Linked DNA regions of Mus musculus: region 1 is linked to region 2. Evidence: chromatin loops called from intact Hi-C (ENCODE). Cell type or tissue: left cerebral cortex. All regions are shown on one strand. Each heading gives the region's core, and the rest is flanking DNA. Links, peaks and the distances in the headings are about the cores only.

Region 1 (5,390 bases), core at 249-5,248, 62 kb after region 2:
AACAACTATCTCCTTAGTCACCACCATCATCTCTTACTTGCTGCAGGAGTCTCCTCCCTGGCCTCTTTACTTCCAATCTGCACACAACGTCCAGAGCCAATGTTTAAATATGCAAATCTTCAATAAATATAAATAAATTTGGGGGATAAATAAAGGAATATCTTGAAAAGCATAATTAGTCTAGAACACTACACATTAGTTTAACATGCAAGAAACAAAAAAAAAGTCAAGATGCATTGAACAAAAAACCAAGTGATTACATTTCCTAAGGTGGCTACAGTAAACAAGTAATGGGAGATGGCTCAGTCAGTGAAATACCACACAAGCATGAGGACCTAAATTTGAGCTTCCAGCAAGGCATGGTGTCACATGCTTATAATACCAACTCTGTGGAGGCAGAGACAGGTGTCTTTCTGGGGCTTGCTGCCCAGCCGGCCTAGACTAATTAGTGAGACCCAGGTCCTAGTGAGAGACCCTGTCTCAGAAACAAGGTTAATGTCATCTAAGGAATAACATCTGAGGTTGTCCTCTGGCCTACACACACACACACACACACACACATACACACACACAGAGCACATACATGCCTAAATTCATACATACACACATATAAATAATGGTGTATTCATATACATACCCAAAGACAGTAACAAATGTTGAGAATGTAAAGAGATTAGAACTTTAATGAATTAGTATATAATGGTTCTGGTACTTTGAAAAACAGTCTATCAGTTCTTCCTATTGTTTAATATAGCGCTATATAACCCAACAATCCCATTGCTAAGGAAATGCTCAATAAATAAGAAAATGCATAATTTCTAAAAGATTAACATTTTATAGTAGTAAAAATGTGAAAATGACCACCAACTGAAGAATGAAAAACTGAACATAGTACTAGTAATATGGTGTGTGTGTGGGGGGGGGTGTGGGTGTGACAGAGGGGGAGGGAGAGGGAGGGGGAGGGAGAGGGAGAGAGAGAGAGAGAGAGAATATGACTCAACAATAAAAAACAATGAAGTCTGGCTCAGCTACAACATGGACTTTGAAAATAAAGACAGTCAGAAAACAATACACATTGGCACAGGATAATTCTTTTTTTTCTCTTTTTTTCTAATTTCTTTTTCAAAATGTTAATTTTTATTAGATATTTTCTTCATTTACATTTCAAATGCTATCCCCTTTCCTAGTTTCCTCTCCACAAGTACCCTATACCCTCCCCCTGCCCTGCTCCCCAACCCACCCACTCCTGCTTCCTGGCCCTGGCATTCCCCTGTACTGGGGTATATAATCTTCGCAAGACCAAGGGCCTCTCCTCCCACTGATGGCAGACTAGACCATCCTCTGCTACATATGCAACTAGAGACACAGCTCTGGAGTGTACTGTATAGTTCATATTGTTGTTCCTCCTATAGGGTTGCAGACCCCTTCAGCTCCTTGGGTACTTTCTCTAGCTCCTCCACTGGGGGCCCTGTGTTCCATCCAATAGATGACTGTGAGCATCCACTTCTGTATTTGCCATGCATTGGCATAGCTCACAGGAGACAGCTATATCACAGTCCTTTCAGCAAAATCTTGCTGGCATATGCAATAGTGTCTGGGTTTGGTGGTTGTTTATGGGATGGATCCCCAGGTGGGGCAGTCTCTGGATGGTCCTTCCTTCTGTCTCTGCTACGAACTTTGTCTCTGTAACTCCTTCCATGGGTGTTTTGTTCCCCATTCTAAGAAGGAATGAAGTGTCTACACTTTGATCTTCCTTCTTCTTGAGTTTCATGTGTTTTGCAAATTGTATCTTGGGTATTCTAAGTTTCTGGGCACTTATTAGTGAATGCATGTCATGTGTGTTCTTTTGTGATTGGGTTACCTCACTCAGGATGATATCCTCCAGATACATCCATTTGCCTAAGAATTTCATAATTTCATTGTTTTTAATAGCTGAGTAGTACTCCATTGTGTAAATGTACCCCGTTTTCTGTATCCATTCCTCTGTTGAGGGACATCTGGGTTCTTTCCAGCTTCTGGCTATTATAAATAAGGCTGCTATGAACATAGTGGAACATGTGTCCTTTGTACTTAGATTGAAGCAGGAGGATCAAGAGTTTGAAAGCAGCCTGGGATATTTATTGAGTTTCAGATCATCTTGGACTACTTAGTAAGACCTCTGTTTTAAAAAAAAACACAAAAAATATAGAATAGCAATAAAGACAGAAAGTAGATTAATATGGTTAGGCTGAGAAGATATCTTCAGGGGTTATAGCTAAAGTGTACAGGGTTTCTTTTTGAGTTGATGAAAATGTTCTATAAACTTACCATGGCCCTATATTTGCTCATATTCATGAATGTATTTAAATAATTGAACTACAGACTTTAAATGTGTGAATTGTATGTTATGTGAGTTATACCTCAATAAAGCTGTTTTTGAAAGCAAGTAATAGAATAATGCATGGACTGGGAGCTCATTTATATAAAAACCACAAGTACATATGCATGTAATATAAACATTTGTCAGTGTATGCAAATATATAGAACATGATTTGGAAGGAAAACCACCCATCTGTTAGCACTGGTTACTTTTGGAGGGAGAACTGGGATTGCCTTCTGCAGCATCCTTCTTTCTCTCCCTCCTACTCTGCTTGTTCTCCCAAGTTCCTTTGCAGGCATTCCTTCCTCCATTTACCCCTTTAGAACCCACATTTGATTCTCCTGGATTTCCCCAAACCTCATTTATATTCTGATTCACTCGTTCAATGAATATCCATTAAAAACCTACTAGGTACTCTGGTGGATATTAGATACACAAGGGCAAAGCAAATAATGCCACCAGTTTCATGGAGCTTACCATCTGGTGGTGGTAAAGAGATATAATAAAGAACACCTTGATCTATTATATGGCATTTCAAATACTATTAAATGATAGGAATACAATAAAATGGTGATGAGACACTGACCAAAGTAGGGTTTCCTCATTGAGAGAAAGCCTCTCTGAGGAGCCAACACAAGCTGAGACAAAGACAATGAGAAAGAAGGTGAGAGGAAATCATTTTAGGCAGAATGCCAAAGGGATTTCAACAGCGATTGTATCTTATTATATCTATGAAAAGAGCTTAGGTGCCACACAAAATAGAACTGGAAGCTTTTGGAAGCTTCTGATGCTGGGAGATTAATATGGGTAGATTTGCATATTTAAACATTTGGTTGGGATATTGCATTCAGATTGGAAATAAAGAGGCTAGGGAGGAGACTCCTGCAGTGAGCAAAAGAGATGACTAAGGGGATACACTGGAGTAGAGGACTATGAAATCAGTTCCCCGGAGATAGAGCAGGATTTGGTGATAGTTTGGATGTAGAGGATGAGGGCCAGTCACAACAAGTGTCAGAAATTTGTAGTCCCAGGATTTAGGAGGTAAAGGCAGGAGGATAAAGAGTTGAAAATAGTCCTTAGCTACACAGAAAACTTGAAGTCAGCCTGGTCTGCCTGAGACCTTGTCCCAAAACAACAAACAGCAACAAGAACAAATGTGGTTTCATGGTATTCACAGTAAAGTGGAAAGTCTTCAAGCTAATTGATAAGATCTTTCAAGTGCTGCTTCTGGCGGACCTCTCCAACCTCATCTCCCACCTGCATCCTCTCATAGTATACAAACCAATTTATCAATTACTATTCTCGTCCTTTGAACTCAACCCGCATTCATATTTGAAGACATTCACCTGCAATGCAGCACCAGCACACCATGTTTTCCTCCAGCTCTACAGAAAACACCAGACTGCCCTCAAATCAATGAACTTGATCTTTCTTAATGTTCCCCCAATGTTCTCACATACTTCTATCTTTGTTGTCTGTAACACTTCTCTGTGCTTTCCTGTCTATGTCTTTTTCTCCAAGAATCAGCTTAATGAGGGCAAGGAGAGCACATACTGTTTTTCTGGCACCTAATATAGTACAAAGTCTTTATAAACCCAACATGCCTCAACCGAGTACCAGTTTAAGTCCTTCTCTAAGTGCCTTAGGTATTTATCCACCTAATCTTTATAATAACCCTATGAAGTATATACTTTTGGAATGCCCAGCTGATAAAGAAATAGAGACATAGAGATATTATGCAATGTGCTCAAGGTCACATGGTGAGTAAATAAGGCTTACAAGCCAGGATATAATTCCAGAGTCCATGGATATAACCATCACCAGTCTCTCAGTACAGAGTCAATGAATGAAACCTGGCTTGGTGGTATCAGACTGTGAACCCAACACTCAGTATTTATATGCAGGATGATCAGGAAATCAAGGCCATCCTTGGTAGTGAATTTTTAGCCAGTGTAGAATACTTGAGCTTTGTCTCAAGAACACAGTCTGTTCAATAAATAGAAAATGGAAAAAGTGAAGCACATAATTTTCCCCATAGTAATATTCTGACTTTGGAATTTCATCTTTTCTTTAATTTCAAAATCACATTTATTTCAGACTTCAGAACACAATAAGACTGCAAAAAAAAAAAAAAGAAAAAAATCCTTTGTTATAGAAGTCACTGAGAGCCAATGTCACTACCCTCATACCTGTGGCACCAAGAAATGGGCTGAAATGTTCACTGACTATAGAAGTACATGAAATAAGATGGGATTTAAAATTATAACATTAAAATTCATAATAGCAAACATTTACTGAGAGCTACATTTATGCCAAACATTTTGTTAATTATGAGAATTTTCAGATTTAATCTTTCCAACAGTCCTGTGATATAGGCAATGTTAAGATATCCATTTTTTTTAACAAGGAAAAACAGTTTCAATGAGATTGGGTGACTTGTTCAAAGTTTCAGAGTTAGTAAGAATCAAACTAGAATTTATGCTGGGGACTTCTTAACTGTAGATATTTGTTCATTGAACCACTATGGTAGATTGTTTTTCACCTGAGACACTAGAGCTATACCACTCCAAAGACATCTACCAGCCACATGTGGCTACATAAATTTAAAATATAAAATTAGAACAAAATATGAATGCCTCATGCATATGAATTACATATCTAGTGCTCATAATGAATCTTCAGATACGTGTGTTTCATTTGCAACACTCATAGGTGTCAGGTAATTAGCAAGGGGTTATAGGAGGGATTTCATTTTAAAATTTTCTTTTCATACACAAGACTTTTTTTTTAATCATGCTTTCTCCTACAATTTCTCTCAGATCCTCCCTGCCTCTCTACCCACCCAATTTCATATTCTTTCTACTTCTCCCTCTCCTGTCTCAAAATCAAAACAAAAACCCAATAAGACAAAATGCCCAGATTAAACAAACAACCAAAAAGTCTCACATGAAAAGAAATCCCACAAAATGAATTTTGTGTTAGCCAACTACTCCTAGTATAGGGCCTGCTCTGGAGTGTGGTTGGTATACCC
Region 2 (5,390 bases), core at 71-5,070:
AAAAATATCTTGAAATAAATCTAACTAAGGAATTGAAAGACATGTGTGTTATGGAAACCTTAAGGCATCAATAAAGGAAATTGGAGAATATGGAAATATATCCCACATTCATGGATTGGCAGGATAAATATTGTGAAAATGGAACCCTATCAAAAGCAATCTACATACTCATCTCCATAAAATTCCCAACACAAATTTTCACAGGAGTGGGAAACTAATTTTAAATTTCATATGAAAACACAGATTTGAGATATAAAAAAAACCCTAAAAAATAAAAAAGCGGCTGATACTATTCCAGATTTTGTTATATTAGAAAATTACAGTAATAAAAAACAGCATGTTAGTGACATAAAAACAGACTCATAGAGCAATGGAATAGAAAGGAAATATGTTTAAACTCATTGGCATAGAAAAGGACTTCCTGTTTTTTTAAGGTTTTATTTTTTTATTTTGTTTTGTTTTTTAATTAGGTATTTATTTCATTTACATTTCCAATGCTATCCCAAAAGTCCCCCACCCACTCCCCCACCCACCCACTCCCACTTCTTGGCCCTGGCGTTCCCCTGTACTGAGGCAGATAGAGTTTGCACGACCAATGGGCCTCTCTTTCCACTGATGGCTGACTAGGCCATCTTCTGATACATATGCAGCTAGATACATGAGATCTGGGGGGTACTGGTTAGTTCATATTGTTGTTCCACCTATAGGGTTGCAGATCCCTTTAGCTCCTTGGGTACTTTCTCTAGCTCCTCCATTGGGGGCCCTGTGATCCATCCAATAGCTGACTGTGAGCATACACTTCTGTGTTTGCTAGGCCCCGGCATAGTCTCACAAGAGACAGCTATATCTGGGTCCTTTCAGAAGATGGAAAGATCTCCCATGCTCATGGATTGGCAGGATCAATATAGACTTCCTGGTTTTTTAAAAAAAACATTTTAAATAATTTTCACAGTCCAGTCGTTATCCCCCTCCTGTTCTGCCCTCCAACAGTTCCTCATCCCATTCCTCCTCCCCTGTCTCCAAGAGGATGTCCCTACTCCTTACTCTCCCACCCCACCAGACCTCACCACTCCCTGGGGCCTCAAGTCTCTTGAAGGTTAGCTGCATCTTCTCTCACTGAGTCCAGACCCAGCTGTCCTCTGCTGTATATGTGTCTGGAGCCTTGGACCAGTCAGTATATGCCATATGGTTGGTGGCTCGGTGTCTGAGAGATCTCAGGAGTCCAGGTTAGTTGAGACTACTGGTCTTCCTATGGGGTTGTCCTCCTCCTCAGCTTCTTCCCTTCTTTCCCTAATTCAAGCACAGGAGTCTCTGGCTTCTGTACATTGGTTGGGTGTAAGTATCTGCATCTGTCTCAGTCAGCTGCTTGTTGGGCTTCTCAGAGGACAACCATGCTAGGCTCCTGTCTGTAAGCACACCACAGCATCAGTAATAGTGTCAGGCCCTGGAGCCTCCCCTGAGATGGGTCCCAATTTGGGCCTGTCACTGGACCGCCTTCCCTCAGTCTAGAAAAGGACTTTCTGAACAGGTCCCCAATAGTGCAGCCATTAAGACCAACAATAAATATGTGAGATCTCATGAAACCAAAAGTTTCTGTACAGCAAAGGATACTATAATTTGAGTGAAGAGAGAGACAGCCTATAGAATAGGAAAAAAAAAAACTCTACTAACTATACAGAGGGTTACTTAGACTATATAAAGAACTAAAATAAAACAAAAAAGAAACAAACCCCCCTAAATATCAAGAAAAAAAAATCCCAATTAAAAAATGGAACCAAATAAGTTTCTAAGAGAAAAAATACAAATGGCTAAGAAATGGTTGTTGTCTTTTTAAAAATGCTCAAGGTCTCTAGCAATCAGGGAAATGCAAATGAAAACTACTGTGAGATTTCATCTTACCCAGTCAGAATGGCTGAGATCCAAAAAAACAAATGACGACAAATGCTGGCATGGATATGGAGAAAGAGGAACACTTACTCACTGCTGGTGGGAGTGCAAACTGGTGCAGCCACTATGGAAATCAGTGTGGAGGTTCCTCAACAAAACTAGAAATAGATCTGCCACGTGATCCAGCTCCATCACCCTCAGGCACATACGCAAAGGACTCTGTATCCTACTATACAGATGCTTGTATCCCCAATCTACTGCTCATCTCCTCTCTGTCTCCATAGTTTTTCCACCCATGGACATTGCAAATTAGTGGAACAATATAGTATATGGTCTTCATACACAATATAATATTTGCAAGGTTGATCCATGTTGTGGTATGTATTTATTCCTTCTTTTGGTTAAATAATATTGCATTCTAAAAGTAAAGCACAATTTGTTTACACACTCATCAGCTGATGGGCATTTGTGCTGCCTCTACTTTGTAGTTATTGTTATTGGTAATGGGTTTTGAACCTAAGACCCTGCGTGTGCTAGGCAAGTAGCCTACCACTTAGTTATATCTCCACACACATCCCTGCTTTTTAAAATTTGTGACAAAGTGACCCAGGCTAGCTTGGGTCACTTTATCTCAGCTTTAAAATCACTCTATCTCAGGATGACAGTGAACTTGAATCTTTCTGCCTTGGCCTCTGAAGTAGCTACAAGCAAGAGCCTGAGCTACCCAGGCTGATGTTGAGTCTTTTTACATGTTCACTGTCTATTTGTATAACTATCTTCCCTAGGGAATGTCTATTCAGATACCTGGAAAATATTATATGTTTATTAATTTTGAATCCTTAGTGATATAGCTAGCACTCCTTTACATTAATGATAAGTTGACATTTTTTTCTCCCGTTGTATAAATTGTGATTCTATTTTCGTCATGGTTTTACTTCAAGCAGGAACTCAAGGCAGGAAGCTTGAGGCAGGAACTGAAATAGAGAACATGAAGGAATGCTGCTTAGTTGGGCTGCTTACTTTCTTATGCCATTCAGGATCACTTCTTCCCAGTGATGGCACCACCCACAGTAGTATGTGCATTTCCTGCTCCCACATCAATCACTAATAAGATAACGTCACACAGTTTACTTATAGGCCAGTCTTCTTCTTCTTCTTCTTCTTCTTCTTCTTCTTATTATTATTATTATTATTATTATTATTATTATATGTAAGTACACTGTAGCTGACTTCAGACACACCAGAAGAGGGCGGCAGACCTCATTATGGGTGGTTGTGAGTCACCATGTGGTTGCTGGGATTTGAACTTAGGACCTTCAGAAGAGCAGTCGGCGCTCTTAACCACTGAGCCATCTCACCAGCCCCTTATAGGCCAATCCTATGCAGTTCTTCAATTATAGCTCCCCTTTAACAGGTAACTCTAGCTTGTGTCAAGTGGATAGAAACTAGCCAGCACATTTTTATAGGTGGTTTGAGACATAGTCCAACTTTCTCCTTTTAACATGTGGCTGTCCAACTTTTCCAGGCTTATTTGTTTTTTCCTCAGTGAATGGTCTTGACATTTTTTCAACAAATACTCATAGATATATGGGTTCTTAATTCTATTGTATTGAGTTGTATAGCTATCCTTATGCCCTTATCACACTAGTTTACTATAGCTTTGTAGTAAAACGTGAAAACAAGAAGTGATACTTTTGTTTTTTCCCTCTAAAATACAGTTGAGTGTCATTAAAGTCAGAAAGAAAATTGTTTTTGTAAAGAATAAAGCACTCCCAAGAGTGTGAATGTGGCTTCCCAAAAGAAGAGCTGTCTGTCTTTCAAGTGTGCTAGTGATGATTAGATAAGAGGATTCTGGAAACTCTTTCAAATTCCATTGCTCAAGTGATTTTCAAACTCAATCTCAATTCTTACTAACATGCTAACTATGCATAATCATGAATTTCATTGACACTGTCACAAATGGGTATAATATATTTGGTTACATTCACTATTACCTTCTTTTGTTCCCTTCCCAATCCCACTGAAGCCCTTCCCAACCATTGTTCCTTTTTACTTTTATATGTTTTTTACCTTTTTCTTTACTTTATTTCTTTTGCTTCCATGAGTGGGACAATTTCTCAATAGCAATACTGAAGAAAACGCTTCTTTCTCTTCCAGTGGCCATTAATGGGCAACACCTCCTCAAGGCGAGGTGGGGCTATGTGAGCCCCTCCCTCCACCATGATGAAACATTGAGAATCCCCATCTAGTGTAAGTCCTTTGCATGTAATCACAGCTGCTGTAAGTTCACAGGTGGACCTAATGGCTATGCCATGCCCAGATGGCAGCCTTCCACAACACTTCTTACCTTGCTTTCTTGCTTTCAGTCTTTCTGTCCTGTCATGTGCAATGTTCCTTGGGTGGGTGTGGTTCAGGTGATATGCTCCTGCTTAGGGTTGAGCATCCACTAGTTACTTATTCTGATCACTCTGATCAGTTATGAATCACTGCAGTAACTGACACCCTGGATGGGGAAGAAGAAATTCTTTTCTGGCCAAGAGTGACAGCGGCAGCATTCTATGCACATAAAAGTATTTAGAAGGCAGTTTGACAAGTCCAATCAATTAGTTAAACAACAGTAGCCACTTCCCCATTAGGACACATGACTTCTCCAGTCACAGGCTTTCTTTGACCAACTTTGCAGCATTAATCATGAATTCCCTCCACAGGCACATCTTGCCTGGCAATAGGTGTTATAGCACAGGATCTACAGGTGCTTGAGACTGGTGATGTCCTTTCTCCCTTAGCAGCTATGCAACCAAAGTGTGGTGTATGGTTTCCTTAGCAAAACAGTCTTACCACCAAGTTCTGCCAGGCAACCAACAGCAGTGGCAATAGCCTATATTGATGTGGGGGACCTGCAAGCCTCCTTGACTAGCAACTCACAGAGAGACAGCCAATCCCTACCACTGGGATTTTCATTTACTAGTCCTATTACTTCCTGGTGCAGTTTTCCCCCCAGGAAAAGTGCATCTGTTTAAGCTCTTCTTTGATTTATTTTGTAATTGGCTTACAAAGTAGCAGATTTACTTATGACTTTTTCATACATGCTTAGTTTTCATTTAGCTTGTTCTCCACCCCTTTCTCCCCTCCCATATCCACTTAAACCTTTCTATCCTTAGTATAACCCCACCACCACCACCACCAATTTAACATCATGGGTGTTCTACTGCCCTTTTCTAGCCTGTCTCTTTCTCCAACTCTCATGGCCCCTTTCCAACTTCCTCACCTCTACATACACTCATAGCTAGAATCCATATACAAGAGGGTACATGTGATATTTGTCTAAGCCTGAGTTACCAACGTAATATATTTTCCAATTCCATGTATTTTCCTGCAAATTTCTTAATTTCCGTTTTTCTTTACAGCTAAATAAAATTCTATTGTATAAATTTATCACATTTTCATTTTCCATTTGTGGGTTGATTGACAACTAGGCTGATATAATTTCCTAGCTATTGTGA

Evidence for each region. Peaks named below come from ENCODE experiments on the same cell type or tissue, not always from the same donor. Only the 100,000 strongest peaks of a DNase experiment are listed, where the experiment ranks them.
Region 1: a loop joins it to region 2, with 2.5 times the contacts of the local background. A loop is called at or near these places in 2 of 42 quality-filtered maps.

Annotation. Positions count from the first base shown.
Region 1 is chrX:36,246,769-36,252,158 of GRCm38, reverse strand. No RefSeq gene overlaps it. Among named protein-coding and RNA genes, the nearest start is that of Gm42406, 53 kb to the right of the region's middle. In left cerebral cortex, for the core only: no CTCF peak of the experiment used is centred there; a DNase peak (open chromatin) is centred at 2,556.
Region 2 is chrX:36,308,222-36,313,611 of GRCm38, reverse strand. No RefSeq gene overlaps it. Among named protein-coding and RNA genes, the nearest start is that of Lonrf3, 17 kb to the left of the region's middle. In left cerebral cortex, for the core only: no CTCF peak of the experiment used is centred there; a DNase peak (open chromatin) is centred at 1,982.